Regions from separate parts of the Homo sapiens genome. Here region 2 is linked to region 1. A link is an interaction called in ENCODE POLR2A ChIA-PET data of the cell type or tissue named here. Cell type or tissue: HepG2. All regions are shown on one strand. Each heading gives the region's core, and the rest is flanking DNA. Links, peaks and the distances in the headings are about the cores only.

What was found. Peaks named below come from ENCODE experiments on the same cell type or tissue, not always from the same donor. Only the 100,000 strongest peaks of a DNase experiment are listed, where the experiment ranks them.
Region 2: POLR2A ChIA-PET joins it to region 1 with 5 read pairs; 3 of 35 experiments call an interaction of 5 or more read pairs at or near these places.

What each region holds. Positions count from the first base shown.
Region 1 is chr22:50,291,087-50,298,679 of GRCh38, forward strand. PLXNB2 (plexin B2) reads right to left here. Exons shown (of 37, transcript NM_012401.4): 2 at 3,633-3,692. Among named protein-coding and RNA genes, the nearest start is that of PLXNB2, 13 kb to the right of the region's middle. RefSeq lists a silencer at 1,407-1,466 and an enhancer at 1,587-1,636. In HepG2, for the core only: a CTCF peak has its summit at 2,361; DNase peaks (open chromatin) are centred at 2,485, 2,965 and 5,726; H3K4me3 peaks cover 1,405 bases.
Region 2 is chr22:50,382,802-50,390,394 of GRCh38, forward strand. The region is part of intron 2 of PPP6R2 (protein phosphatase 6 regulatory subunit 2); the gene reads left to right. Among named protein-coding and RNA genes, the nearest start is that of MIR12114, 21 kb to the right of the region's middle. In HepG2, for the core only: no CTCF peak of the experiment used is centred there; DNase peaks (open chromatin) are centred at 4,740 and 5,160; H3K4me3 peaks cover 2,161 bases.

The DNA.
Region 1 (7,593 bases), core at 1,080-6,079:
ACCAGAGGCTCAGGTGAGAGCGAGGGGTGCCCTGTGCATAGCCCAGCAAGTGCACATGCTGTTTACAACTGCCCGCCAGAGCCCCCAGGCGGCCTGAGCCTCCCTGACCACCTCCAGGCCCCCTGCCCTGGTGAAACAGTGGAAGCCAGCAATCACCCACAGCTCCTCGCTCGGCCCATGTCACGCCCAGGGCACAGCCTCTGATGTGCGCACAGCGGAGGCAACAAGGGGACCTGGGGAGCCATGAGCAACTCCAAATCCACCAGGTCTCAGAGGCAGAGGCCCCCACATCTGCAGCCTGGACAGGCTGTGTCCACATGCGTGTGTGTAACTGAGCACGTCTCGGTGTGGGGTCTGTGCCTGGGTCCGGGTGGATGAGGGGGATGTGTGGTGTGATGGGTGAGCTGCTGAGGACCAGGCTGAGCTGAGGGTCTCCCAATAGGAGGAAGATCCAAGGCCCCACAGGTGGACCCAGGACATGCGTGGTCCTCTCTCTTTCCCTCCCTACCAGACTCAACTGCATCTTGGGGGCTCAGACACAAGTGGCAGAGACAGGGCCCTTCTGCCTCTGAGCTCTTCCTCAGGGTGGTCCGTCCCTCTCACGCTAGGGACCCTGCTCCATCCTGGCCAGTGATCCCTACATCAGCCTCCCCTGCCAGTGCCCCCTCCTCATGCTCACAACCACCCCCACTCCTGGGCCCACCATCATCTTCCCTGAGTGCACCAGTACGGGGGGCTCCCAGGTGTCCAGGGCAGCCCTGCCATGGCAGGTGCCAAGGGGGTCCAGACTCGATGGCAGAGGGTTACGAGGGATGGAGGCCCTGGCCTCCCCCACCTCCCTGTGCAGGCCCACCCCGTGCCTCCAGAGGGACTGCCACATCCTCTCAGGCCACCACAAGTGTCACCTCCCTGCATATGTCTCATCCCCTCGAAACGCAATCCGCTTTCTCACCACATATTTGAAAGTTTTGCCAGGCCCGGTGGCTCACGCCTGTAATCCCAGCACCTTGGGAGGCCGAGGCGGGCGGATCACGAGGTCAGGAGTTTGAGACCAGCCTGGCCAACATGGTGAAACCCCGTCTCTACTAAAAACACAAAAAAATTAGCCAAGCGTGCTGGCACCCGCCTGTAGTCTCAGCTACTCCAGAGGCTGAGGCAGGAGAATCGCGTGAACCTGGGAGGCGGAGGTTGCAGCGAGCCAAGATTGCACCACTGCACTCCAGCCTGGGTGACAGAGCGAGACTCTGTCTCAAAAAAAAAAAAAAAAAAAAAAAGTTTTAAGTGTACAAAGAACAAGCCACAAAATGCAAATGTTTCCACATCCCTGTGTCTCTGACGGCCAGGCTGACCACGACAGCCTGTGACCCATTTCTCAGGTGAAGAAACTGAGGCACGGAGCAGAATTTACCCAAGGCCACACCGCGGGCATGGGTGGGGCTGGGATTCTGACATGCAGTGGGAGCAGCTTGGCCTCTGACCACTGTGTTTCTCCACCCTTTTGACAACCCCCCAAACCCCCTGGCCTCTGTCCTCCCAGGAGGGCAGGGGAGCCCGCTCTGCTGCTCCGTAGCCAGGGGAAGTGTTTCTCCCGAGCCTCGGCTTTGGGTGAAGCTGCATTTACTGGCACAGCCGCCCTCCACCTGCCCGTGGCAACCCCCCGTTCTGATTGCCCGCACGCTTCCTGAAATCTCTTGAGGTGTAACCAAGACGCAACCGACCGACAACATCTGAGCCACCCCAGGGCCCGCATGAGTGAGACAGCGCTGCACTGGCCTTCCTGCTCCCTGGGAGTGCACCCATTAGACAGGCAGCTCCTGCCCGGCACAGAACTCCCTCCCTGCACTGGGGGTTCAGTGCTCAGCTGCTGCCCAACCCCTGGAGCCCCCCAGGTGCCCACGAGCACAGCAGCCGCTGGGAGAGGTGACCACCCACAGGCTAGGGAGTTCCTGGCCGACTGGTGGCAGAGAGGCTGGGTAGGGCCATGGGACCCCAGGCTTCACCAGGATAGGGGTGATCAGCCAGGAAAAGATGCTGGCTTTAGTGAGAGACAGGAAGATTCTACAAGCCCACGGGAACCTCTGGGCATGATCCTGGTGGAGGGGGTTCTATGCCCAGCTCAGCCAGGGTCCCCCGCTGTGGCTCAGTGGCCTGTCCAGGGGAGAGGAGAGGAGGGCACAGGAGTCCCAGGCCTCCAGGAGAGGCCCGTAGGCTACAGCCACAGCCCATGGCCCTACCAGGGAGGAGCAGCGCCTGCCCGAAGGCTCCCCAACCCCCGCCGCGCCCCTCCCCTACCCACAGCCACCCGGGGGCAGGTCCCGCAGGCCCCCGCCTTCTAAGTGCACCCAGTGGCGCCAGCGGGGGCAGGCAACGTCCAGGCCCCTCGGCCCTGCGCCCAGGCCTGCTGCCCTCCCCTCCCAGCCCCGCTCACCCGGCCCAGCTCGCTCACCCGGCCCAGCTCGGTGGCAGTGGCAGAGGCAGCCTCAGCCAGGCGCAGCTCCCGGGAATGAATGGAATGCGCCCGCAGCTGGGAGGGGAATGCGGGGGCAGCGCGGGGGCGGGGCCCACGGTCCCCTCGGATCTGGCCCGGACCGTGGTGGGGCAGCCTGGGGAACCCTGCGGCGCCCCTAGCCCCAGGAAAAGCAATGGCTCTGGGCCCCCACAAGCCACCCCTCAGCCGTCCCCCAGCTTCCACCCAGGGAAGACACTCACCCACCCGCCAGGGCTGTAGGGGCCCCGGTACAGGAAGAAGGCTCTCCTGTCCCTGCCGGGGGCTGGCACACCCTAAGTGCTCAATAAACACCACCGTGTGCCACCAGGGAAAGCCTGACTCCCAGGGTCCTACAGGCCCAGGCTTTTCAGGGTGGCAGGCGCGGCTGGGGTGACACCCTACAGGTGGCAGCTGCCTTCTGGTTCCTGGACAAACAAGGCCTCAGGTGACCTGCCTGCCCAGGCCCAGGAGCAAAGGGCAACCCACCGGACCAGCAGCAAAGCTCCGGCGGCGCAGGAGGCGCCAGGCACAGCCAGCTACGCTTCCTGCTGCCTGTGTTCCTGGAACAGGAGGGAGGGCGGGCAGCAGGCACTTCCTGTTTTGAAGCCCTCCTGGGACCCCCACTTACGGGGCTGGCGGGGATTTCCTCGGGCCCTCTGGTGCCTTCCTCCTGGCTGAAGCTCGGAGGGGCACTTTCAAGAGGCCACAGCAACTCCGGCTGCTGCTGGGCAGGGAAGCTCCCCACTTCCATCCAGACCAGGCCACAGCAACTCCAGCTGCTGCTGCCCACAAAGCGTCTGCACAGGCACCCCCCCACCACACCCCCAACGCTCCAATTCCCAGCCCTGATGTCCCAGAACCCGGTGCCACAGTCTCACTGCAGACCACTCCACCTGAGCAAAAGCTTGGCCTGAGCAACAGCTTGGCCTCAGAGAACCATGGGAGCCTCACAGCGGCTCCATGGGCAGGGAAGCTCCCCACTTCCATCCAGGCCAGGCCATGGGAAGGGTGGCAGAGTGACAGGTACGGTTGAAACCTGGCTGGACAGAGCCTTGCAGACACCACATGGCAGTTCTAGATACCTCCGGCCTCCCTGTCCACATAGCCCCAGCCACCCACTGCCTTTCCCAGGTGGGGTACAGACCCCTCACCGAGGCTCCAGTGGTCCAGCTCAGTTTCTGCTCCAGGCCAGCATCGAGATTCTCTAGGAGGCAAAGGAGAGACGCCGGTCACAAGAGGAGCCCGGTCTGCTGTGGAGCCCCCCACCTCTGTCCCATGCTGGTGGGGCTTGGGGGAAGAAACATCCCACAGGACCCCATCTGGCCTTTGGCTTCCCTCTGGCCCCTGCACAGCCCCTTCCTCAGACACCTCCAGGGCTCCTGGCACTCCCCTCTGTCAGGGGCTTTCTGCCTGTTTAAACTAGGTATGGCTATTACTTTGCTTAAAATAAAAGTTGCTTTCTGAGGCCGGGTGCGGTGGCTCCCGCCTGTAATCCCAGCACTTTGGGAGGCCGAGGCGGGAGGATCACGAGGTCAGGAGATCAAGACCATCCTGGTGAACACAGTGAAACCCCGTCTCTACTAAAAATACAAAAAAATTAGATGGGCCTGGTGGCGGGCAGCTGTAGTCCCAGCTACTCGGGAGGCTGAGGCAGGAGAATGGCATGAACCCGGCCGATGGAACTTGCAGTGAGCGGAGATCGCACCACTACACTCCAGCCTGACTTCGTCTCAAAAAAAAAAAAAAAAAAAAAGTTGCTTTCTGAAAAATACGCACACCCATGACCCTGAAATTTCACTTACTAGCTGTGTGACGTTGGGCAAGTTACTTAACTTCTCTGTGCCTCATTCTCCATCTGTGGAATGGAGACAGAATGGTGAGCTACCCCCAGAGGTTTACAAGGACTAAATGAATTCATTCACAAAAAGCCTCAGAGTGTTACACTGTAGCATTCAGCAATGCTTGCTATTGTATCTTCCCTTGCTATTGTATCTTCTAGTTCTGGATAAACACCGACTATACCCACAGGGAGGCACAGACCCAGGGTGCTTCTCCGCATGGTTGGCTTTAGTGAAAATTTGGCAGCCACCCAGCATCCCACCAGAGGATACTGTGGAAGACTACATGGTAGATGCAGGTGCGTCTGTGCTGATTCTGATGGGGAAGCCTGGGTGCAGTATTTGGCCCCATCCATCTCTGAGAGGCTCCAGAAGCCGTCAAACCAAAATCAAAATAGTGGCCGGCTAAGGCTGGGTGCGGTGGCTCACACCTGTAATCCCAGCACTTTGGGAGGCTGAAGTGGGCGGATCACGAGGTCAGGAGTTCGAGACCAGCCTGACCAACATGGTGAAACCCCATCTCTACTAAAAGTACAAAAATTAGCCGGGCGTAGTGGTGCGCGCCTGTAATCCCAACTACTCAGGAGGCCGAGGCAAGATAATCGCTTGAACCTGGGAGGTGGAGGTTGCAGTGAGCCGAGATCGCGCCACTGCACTCCAGCCTGGGCAACAGAGTGAGACTCCGTCTCAAAAAAAGAAAAGAAAATAGTGGTGAACTTTGGGAGCAAGGAGGAGGCCACGGCAGTCCAGCCCAGGCCAGAGTGAGACTGTCTCAAAAAATACACACACACACACACACACACACACACACACACACAATAAAAAAGTTCAAGGAACTTGAACTAGACCGTGAACTGGCCGCGTGTGGTGGTACAGCCTGAAGTCCCGGGTACTGAGGAGGCTAAGGCAGAGTAGCTTGAGCCCAGGAGGTCTAGGCTGCAGTGAACTATGATTGTGGGCAACAGAGCGAGACCCTGACTCTAAGATTAAAGCAAAACACAAGTTTAAGATTATATTTACATATTGCTTGTCTAAATAAGAAGCTGAGCCAGGCACGGTGGCTCACGCCTGTAATCCCAGCACTTTGGGAGGCTGAGGCGGGCGGATCACCTGAGGCTGCAGAGAGCTGAGATCACACCATTGCACTCCAGCCTGGGGAAAGAGCAAGACTCTGTCTCAAAAAAAAAAAAAAAAAAAAAAAGGAAAAGAAAAGAAAGAAAGAAAAGAAGGTAGGCTCCACTCTGCCTCAAGATGTGACTCTCCAGGCCCTCAATAGCCACCCCTACAACCAAGGTTCAGCTACTGAATCCTGCTCAGGCCCCAGAGTCCACTGCAGCCTGGCCAGGTTGTGTGCCAGCAAAGCACCTCCTCCCGCAGGGCCAGGCCCCACTCTCCTCCCACCCCACCGGGATCCTCATGTGCCCTGTGCAGCGGGACCCGGGGTTGGACATGCAGTGACACCAGCAGGGGGGCGGCGGGAAGGGAGGTGAGCTCCACAGCTGTGCATGGACTGTGCTACCCTGCTGCACAGGTAAGGGTTAACCCGGCCAAAGGGCTGGGGAGAGGATGAGGTTTCGGGGGGCAGAGGGCATCCTTTCGACCTGAGACTCAACAGCACCTTTGTGAAAAGGGCAAAAGGCTGCTCCTCTGGCAAACTCAGGAGCCAAAGCACAGGGCAGCACCGGGTCTCCTGAGAAAGCTGGGACCCGCGGGGACTGGAGACTGCAGCTCCCGACGGAGGTGGCAGCCATGGCGGTGGCACGGTACCCCCAGACCTGCCATCTTGAAGGGACGCCACACCGGCCTGTGTGCCCCATGCCCACTCCCTGCAGCACACCCCCAGGCTCCAGCCTCCACGGGCCCAGGCCCCAGGCGTGGGCGGGGGCAGCCAAGGTCAGGGGAGGCTGGCTTCTGTCCCGCCCATCCCGCACGCCCTCGAACAACCTCCCCTGAGTGATCGATCCACTCAGGAAGCCAGAGGCAAGACCCATACTCCACTCTCCTGGAGGAGGCTTTCTGCCGTCCTCTTCCCTGGCCCTCACCGTGGAGAACGGCCATGGATTTCCCCTCCCAGAGAATAACACCATGATCCCTCCACCCTCAGTCTGGGGCCCTTCCTGGCCCAAGTCTACCTCCTCTGCCCGGCCTCTGGCTTCTCCCACCTCCATCCATCTTGCCCTCAACACTGAGCCAGGCTCCATCTCCTGCTCACAAGATTCCCGCTTAGCTACCCCAGAAAAAGGAGTTTCTTCCTTAGGTGGCTGTGGTCACACCTGACGCTGCTGCACCCAGGGACCTCGAGGCCTGAAGTCCAGAGCCAGACCAGTGAGTTCACACCCCAGCTCTGTCACGTTCTAGCTGGCTCATGTGGGCCATTCAGAAAGCTGCTCTGTGCCTCAGTTTCCCCATATGTAACCTGGGGGTCATTATGGCGCCCACCTCAGAGGGCTGCCTTGAGGTTGAGTGGGTGTGGAAATCTTTACAGCTGTGCCCACTCAGAGAACGCTGCCTCACGACATTCCCACGTCCATGTTCACTGTGCTCCCTGGAAAGCCCCTGCCCATCCTTTAGACCCCGAGACACCCTCCCTAACCCAGCCCCTGAGGGACTGGCCTTGCTCTGTGGTCTATGGTCTTCCCCGACAGGCCCCGGCTGCCCCGCCGCCCTGCCCCAACAAGTCCAAACACTGGATCTGGTCACTGGGCACCTGCCGGTCCAAACTCAGTGAGCCGGGAAGGGGTGGTGACATGCAGGGGCGCGAGCCCAGAAGACCTGTCCCCGCAGGTCACCCCCAGGCCAACAGAGCAGAAGGGTCTCCTCCCCCAACCAGAACTCCGATGTAGGCCAAGGGCAGCACAGGGATGCTGGGCCTCCCCTCTACAACCTAGACAGCCTGGGAGGCAGCAGGAGCTGCTTGCTGGCTGGGCACCTGTGGCCCTCTCCTGAGGTCCCTTTTGTTTTTTTTTTCTGACCAGCAGCCCCCAGGCCCCTTGCACGGGCTGAGTCTGGCCCCCGCCCCTCCCACTGGGTAAAGGTAAACAAGAGGCATGTAAGGGGGAAGGACAGAGCCCTACTCCAGATGAGGCCAAGAGTGGGGGCTGCCAGGCCCCCAAACTCCTGCCAGCCTTGGTTCTGAGACCGCCCCAAGTCTTGGCTGCACTGCGGGGTGGTTCCAGTGGGGACTAAAATTGGGAGTTCTCTGCCTTTCAGTATTTTCAAGCAAACAGACTGGGCCATTCTTTTCTTTTTTCTGAGACAGGTCTCACT
Region 2 (7,593 bases), core at 1,731-6,730, 92 kb after region 1:
GAGGGTGTGGGAAAAGGGTGAAATTTACAAGCAAATTTTTTTTTTTTTTTTTTTGAGATAGGGTCTCACTCTGTCACCCAGGCTGGAGTGCAATGGCACAGTCTCAGCTCACTGCAACCTCTGCCTCCCAGACTCAAGCGATTCTCCTGCCTCAGTCTCCCGAGTAGCTGTGATTACAGGGATATGCCATCACGCCTGGCTAATTTTTGTGTTTTTAGTAGAAATGGGGTTTTACCATATTGGCCAGGGTGGTCTCAAACTCCTGACCTCATGTGATCTGTCTGCCTTGGCCTCCCAAAGTTCTGGGATTACAGGCATAAGCCAGCACACCCGGCCTGATTTAGAAATGATATGAAAATGAAGGGGTCCATGAATACTCAAGGTGTGATTGAAGAATTCCAATTCATTCCATGTGTCAAAGATCTTGTTTTAAGATGTTGGTGTTTTTATATTGGTAGGGTGCCCATCAGCCCTGGTTTGCCCAAGTGTCCTGGTTTTTCCTGTGGTCCTGGTCTCATTAAGAAAGTGTTTTCATTTCGAGTCCTTTTGGAAGTCTTATTCTGCTGTTTGGGTAAAGAATTGACTGTATTTTTTAGTTTTTAATTTTTGTTTTTAGGGTTGCCCGTGTTTTCCCAAATACAGAATTCTAAACCAGAGAATAGCACCTTACATAGTAGAGAGATTGCTTCTCTTTTGGTAGGCGGTGGCCAGGAAGGAACGCCAGGTAGCATTAAGCCTTGGCCCCCAAGTATGTCTTGTTCCCTGTCTCTTTGCTTTCAGTGGGTTCCTTGGGCCTTCTTGTTTATGATGGAGAATACATAGGAATTAGCCTCCTCAGCTTCCTTCTTTCTTGCTGTGCTTAAGACAAGCAGCCATATGGGGCTGTTATCTTTCTGCCACTGGGAAATGAGAGGGTGGGTGCTAAAAAATTAACTTAAAAAGGAAAAGGATGAGGCCAGGCGCAGTGGCTCATGACTGTAATTGCAGCACTTTGGGAGGCTGAGGTGGGCGGATCACCTGAGGTCAGGAGTTCAAGACTAGCCTGGCCAACATGGTGAAATCCTGTTTCTACTAAAATACAAAAATTAGCCAGGCATGATGGTGGATGCCTGTAATCCAAGCTACTTGGGAGGCTGAGACGGGAGAATCGCTTCAACCCGGGAGATGGTGGTTGCGGTGAGCCAAGATCACACCACTGCACTCCAGCCTGGGCGGCTGAGCGAGACTCCATCTCAAAAAAAAAAAAAAAAAAAGAAGGATGAACACCTTTGAGCTCGTGTGTTAGTGACATCACATCCCTTCTTTCATTCATTTAGTAAATTCAAGTATGATTTGTTGGGCACTTATAATATGCCAGGTGCATTACATAACTCCTGTGGCCTTTTGAAGAAAATATTATTTTATATGAAGCTCAGTGTCTTAATCTGTTTTCTGCTGTTTAGAATACCTGAGACTGGGTAATTTATAAAGAAAAGAAATTTTAGTGGCTCACGCCTGTAATCCCACCAGTCTGGGAGGCTGAGGTGGGCAGATCACGAGGTCAGTAGACCGAGACCATCCTGGCTAACACAGTGAAACCCCGTCTCTACTAAAAATACAAAAAATTAGCCGGGCGTCGTGGCGGGTGCCTGTAGTCCCAGCTACTCAGGAGGCTGAGGCAGGAGAATCGCTTGAACTTGGGAGGTGGAGGTTGCAGTGAGCCAAGATCGCGCCACTGCACTCCAGTCTGGGCGACAGAGCGAGACTCCGTCTCAAAAAAAGAAAAGAAAAGAAATTTATTTCATATGGTTATGGAGGCTGAGAAGTTCAAGGTTGAGAGGCATATCTGGTGGGGGCCTTCTTGCTGCTGGGGACACTGTGGTGGCCCAAGGTGGCGTGGGACATCACGTGGCAAGGGAGCTGAGTAGTGTACTAGCTCAGGTCTTTCTTCCTTTTTTTTTTGTTTTGTTTTTTTAAGAGATGGGGTGTCACTCTGTTGCCTAAGCTGGAAGTGCAGGGGCACAATCATGGCTCACTGCAGCTTCAACCTCCTGGGCTCAAGCGATCCTCCCACCTCAGCCTCCTGAGTAGCAGGGACTATAGGCGCACAGCACCATGCTCAGCTAATCTTGTTTTGTTTTGTTTTCCATAGAGACAGGGTCTTGCCATGTCTAGCAGGCTGGTCTCAAACTCCTGGCCTCAAGTGAGCCTCCTGCCTTTAGCCTTCCATAGTTCTGGGATCACAGGCCTGAGCTACTGTACCTAACCTCTTCTTTTTATAAAGCCACCAGTTCCACTCCCATGATAACTCATTAATTCACAAATGGATTAATCCATTCTTGAGGGCAGAGCTCTCATGATCCAATTACCTCTTAAAGGCCCTACCTTTCAATACTGCCACACTGGGATTAAGTTTTGTTTTGTTTTGTTTTGGAGACAGAATCTCACGCCGTCACCCAGGCTGGAGTGCAATGGTGCGATTTAGACTCACTGCAGCCTCTGCCTCCCAGGTTCAAGCGATTCTTGTGCCTCAGCCTCCCGAGTAGCTGGGATTACAGACACGCACTGCCATCACGTCCGGCTAATTTTTGTATTTTTAGTAGAGACAGAGTTTCACCATGTTGGCCAGGCTGGTCTCAAACTCCTGACCTCAGGTGATCCACCTGCCTTGGCTTCCCAAAATGCCGGGATTACAGCATGAGCCACCACCCCCAGCCAGGGATTAAGTTTTTTTTTTTTTTTTTCCTTTTTTGAGACGAAGTCTTGCTCTCATCCCCTAGGCTGGAGTGCAATGGCGCTATCTCGGCTCACTGCAACCTCTCCCTCCCGGGTTCAAGCGATTCTCCTGCCTCAGCCTCCTGAGTAGCTGGGATTATAGGCACCTGCCACTATGCCTGGCTAATATTTTTATTTTTAGTAGAGACAGGGTTTCACCATGTTGGCCAGGCTGGTCTTGAACTCCTGACCTCAGGTGATCCACCTGCCTCGGCCTCCCAAAGTGCTGGGATTACAGGCATGAGCCACCGCGCCCAGCTTTTTTTTTTTTTTTTTTTTTTTTTTTGAGACGGAGTCTTGCTCTGTCTCCCAGGCTGGAGTGCAGTGACTCGATCTAGGCTCACTGCAAGCTCCACCTCCCCAGTTCATGCCATTCTCCTGCCTCAGCCTCCCGAGTAGCTGGGACTACAGGCGCTCGCCACCACGCCAGGCTAATTTTTTGTATTTTTAGTAGAGACGGGGTTTCACTGTGTTAGCCAGGATGGTCTCGATCTCCTGACCTCAGGTGATCCGCCCGCCTCAGCCTCCCAAAGTGCTGGGATTACAGACGTGAACCACTGCGCCCGGACAAGGTTTTTTTTGTTTTGTTTTGTTTTGTTTTTTTTGAGATGGAGTCTTGCTCTGTCTCCCAGGCTGGAGTGCAGTGGTGCAATCTCTGCTCACTGCAACCTCTGCCTGCTGGGTTCAAGCGATTCTCCTGCCTCAGCCTCCAAGTAGCTGGGATTACAGGTGCCCGCCACCATACCCAGCTAATTTTGTATTTTTAGTAGAGATGGGGTTTTGCCATGTTGGCCAGGCTGGTCTCAAACTCCTGACCTCAGGTGATCCACCTGCCTCGACCACCCAAAGTGCTGGGATTACAGGTGTGAGCCACTACGCCCGGCCTTAAGTTTTAACATGAGTTTTGGAGTGGTTATATATTCAAGCCATAGACTCAGGGAAGTAAAGAACCTTGCTCAAATTGTAGTAAGGTACAAACCGAGCTTCTGCAGCAAGGAGGTCCCAAAGAACAGTGGCTTGAGCAAGGTGCAAGCACATTTCTTTCTCCTCTAACAGTCTGGTCTGCCAGGTGGCCTTCCTCAGCTTGTGGCTTCCACTCGTGGATCTAGAAGGGTCTTTATGGTTTTTGGTTTCCCACCAGGCGGTAAAATCAGAACGAAGGAAGCTCACAACAGTAAGAGGTTGAGGTTCCAGTGTTAGTTACTTCTACTCGCAACCCATTTACCCAGAGTTTAGTCACATGATGATAGCTGGCTGTAAGGAGGGTTGGAAAAGTTAGGCTGAAGGAGGGTGGCCATGTACCCAGCTGACCTCTATTCTGTTGAAGAAAGGGAAACTGGAAACTGGGGACAAGTAGAATGTCCCCCACACCTGCCTGCAGTCACACAGGTGGAGGGTGTGGATCCAGGCCCTCTCTTCCTATCTGTCCTGCTCTTCCGCGGTACCTTACTACTGTTTTTGGGAAGAAGCAGCCTTTGCGAACTTTATGTATGTATTAAATTAAAATCATTTATTTATTTTTTGAGACAGGGTCTTGCTCTATCACCGAGGCTGGAGTGAAGGGGTACGATCATAGCTCAGGGCAGCCTCAACCTCCTGGGCTCAAGCGATCCCCCTGCCTCAGGCTCCCGGAGTAGCTGAGATGATAGTCCCACACCACCATGCCCAGCTAGTTTTTAAAACTTTTTTTGTAGAGCTGGGGTCTTGCTGTGTTGCCCAGGCTTGTCTTGAACTCTGGGCTCAAGTGACCCTCAGCCTCAGCCTCGGCCTCCCGAATTGTTGGGATTACAAGCATGAGCCATGTGCCTCTTTTCACTTCTGATTTTGGATTTTTACTTAACTTGTTTGTCCCACTCCACCCCCTTTTTAAAGTTAGACTCTTTTTCCTGGTCTTTTTTCCCCGGTGGACTATGCTCAGGATCGACATAGTCTTGTTTGTTCCTTGGTTGTACAAATAGTCATTGTGCTTCATGTGCTCACGTTGCCATTTTTTTCCGGGCCAAATGGAAATCAAGCATTCAGCCTATCCAGTGGTATGTTGGTAAATGTTTAACAACGGGCTTTCTGGGGAGGAAAAAACCTCCTGGTTTGTAACACTTGCTGATTTCCATGGCGTTAATACTCCCACCACGTTGGAGTTGAGCTGCCAGGGTGATGTCCTGAAGGTGGAAGAGGGAAGAGAGGTATGAGGGCTCAGGTTGGGCCACCGCGGCGCACGCCCTCTGTGGGCACAGTGACTTTATCTCTGTTTCCGTCTCTTTACGCTGAGGGTCTTTGAGAATGAAACGTGCTGGGAACTGTTCTAGAGCCTTTATGTGGAATAACTTAGTAATCCTCCCCACAGGGGATGTCGATGCTGCATTTTACGGGTGAGGAAATCAAGGCATGAGAGATCATGTGAGTGGCCTCAGCTCACACCGCAGAGCTAGGACTTTGATCATAAATCTTTAAAAGAACAAAACAGTGGCTGGGCGCCAGTGGCTCATGCTGTAATCCCAGTGCTCATGCTGTAATCCCAGCACCTTGGGAGGCTGAGGCAGGTGGCTCGCTTGAGCCCAGGTGTTCAAGACCAGCCTGGGCAACATGGCAAGATGTGGTCTCTATAAAAAATTTTTTTAGGATTAAAAAAAAAAAACAGTCAGCTTGGGTAACATGGCAAAACCTTGTCTCTACAAAAAAAGTACAAAAATTAGCTGGGTGTGGTGGCGCATGCCTGTAGTCCCAGCTACTTGGGAGGCTGAGGAGGGAGGATCACTTAAGCCTGGGAGGTTGAGGCTGCAGTGTGCCAAAATCCCACCACTACACTCCAGCCTTGGCAACAGAGCAAGACCCTATCTCAAAAAAAAAAAAAAATAAGCCTAAATCCTGGACAAGGTGGCTCATGTCTGTAATTTTAGCACTTTGGGAGGCTGATGTGGGAGGGTTGCTTAAGCCCAGGAGTTCAAGACTGCAGTGGCTGTGTTCAGGTCTCTGCACTCCAGTCTGGCTCACAGAGCAGGACCCTGTCTCAAAAATACACATAAATTTTTTAAAAAGGGCCAGGCACGGTGGCTCACGCCTATAATCCCAGCATTTTGGGAGGCCGAGGCGGGCAGATCACAAGGTCAGGAGTTCAAGACCAGCCTGGCCAATATGGTGAAACCCAGTCCTTAATAAAAATACAAAAGTTAGCTGGGTATGGTGGCAGGCACCTGTAGTCCCAGCTACTCAGGAGGCTGAGGCAGGAAAATGGCTTGAACCCAGGAGGCGGAAGTTGCGGTGACCTGAGATTGTGCCACTGCACTCCAGCGTGGGGACAGAGTGAGACTCCATCTCAAAAAAAAAAAAGAAAAGAAAAAAAAATGATTTGTGGCCAGACAGGTAATAGGGCATTTCAGATTCTAATTTTCTCTTAGCAACAGTCTCTATCACAGAATGTTGTTTTTTAAAGGGCGCTTTCATGGAACTATATGATCATATGGGCAACATTCTGTTGCAGTCTACCTTCTGTCTGACGGATATGCCATCCTGAAAAAGGAAAGAAGCTGAACTTCAAGTTCCTTTCATTTAGCCTTGGGTAAGAATCTAGAAGATGTTGGTCATACTGTGCTTGACATCCCAGATGGACCACTGAGGATGGGAGTCAGGATGTGAGAGGAGTCCTTAAGCTCTGTTGAGACTTCCGATGTAACCAGAAATTCCTTAAACCAACAAGCCAGGCCATGACCACTTGTTTGTTCTGAAGATGCTGCCAGTGCTGACCTTGAGGTCATGTAGGGAAGGAAATGGAAGGCCTTCCCTGTAGGTGAGGGCCAACCAGGAAGATGCTAGCATCTGTTTGGAGGATAGGGTGTAGTTGTGCAGATAGGAGAAAACTTGGAAAAAAGAAGTATGTAATATTATGTTAGTAAATGTTCTGGAGTCAGTTTATACCAGTTTCTTTGACAGTGAAATTAGCTGTAACTAAACCAGTGCCATTGCAGTGAACTCTTAAAGGATGTCTCTGATGTGATCTTTTTTTGTTTTTTTTTTTTTTTGAGATGGAGTCTCGCGCTGTCGCCCAGGCTGGAGTGTAGTGGCGTGATCTCGGCTCTCGCTCTGTCGCCCAGGCTGGAGTGTAGTGGCGTGATTTCAGCTCACTGCAACCTCCACTTCCTGGGTTCCAGTGATTCTCCTGCCTCAGCCTCCCGACTAGCTGGGATTTCAGATGTGCACCACCATGCCTGGCTAATTTTTGTATTTGTGGTAGAGATGGGGTTGGCCAGGCTGGTCTCGAACTCCTGACCTCAAGTGATCTGCCCGCCTTGGCCCCGCAAAATGCTGGGATTACAGGCATGAGCCACAGTGCCCAGCCTGATGTGATCATTTTTGAGTGTTTCTTAGAATGTGGGGAGAGCTGATAGAAACATAGAAATGTTCTTGTTATGCGGAGATTTTTTTCTTTTTTCTTTTTCTTTTTTTTTCTTTTTTTTTTTGAGATGGAGTCTCTCACTGTCACCTAGGCCAGAGTGCAGTGGTGTGATATCGGCTTACTACAACCTCTGCTTCTCGGGTTCAGGCGATTCTCCTGCCTCAGCCTCCCAAGTAGCTGGGATTACAGGCACCCACCACCACGCCCATCTGATTTTTGTGTTTTTATTAGAGATGGGGTTTCACCATGTTGGTCAGGCTGGTCTCAAACTCCTGACCTCAGGTGATCCACCCGCTTCATCCTCCCAAAGTGCTGAGATTACAGGCGGGAGCCACCGCGCCCAGCCCATATGCCGTTTTTCAAGAGAAACATTTTAAATATAAAGGCACAAGTAGATGAAAGTCAAAGGATGTTAAAGGACATACCAAACATGAATCACAAGAATGGTG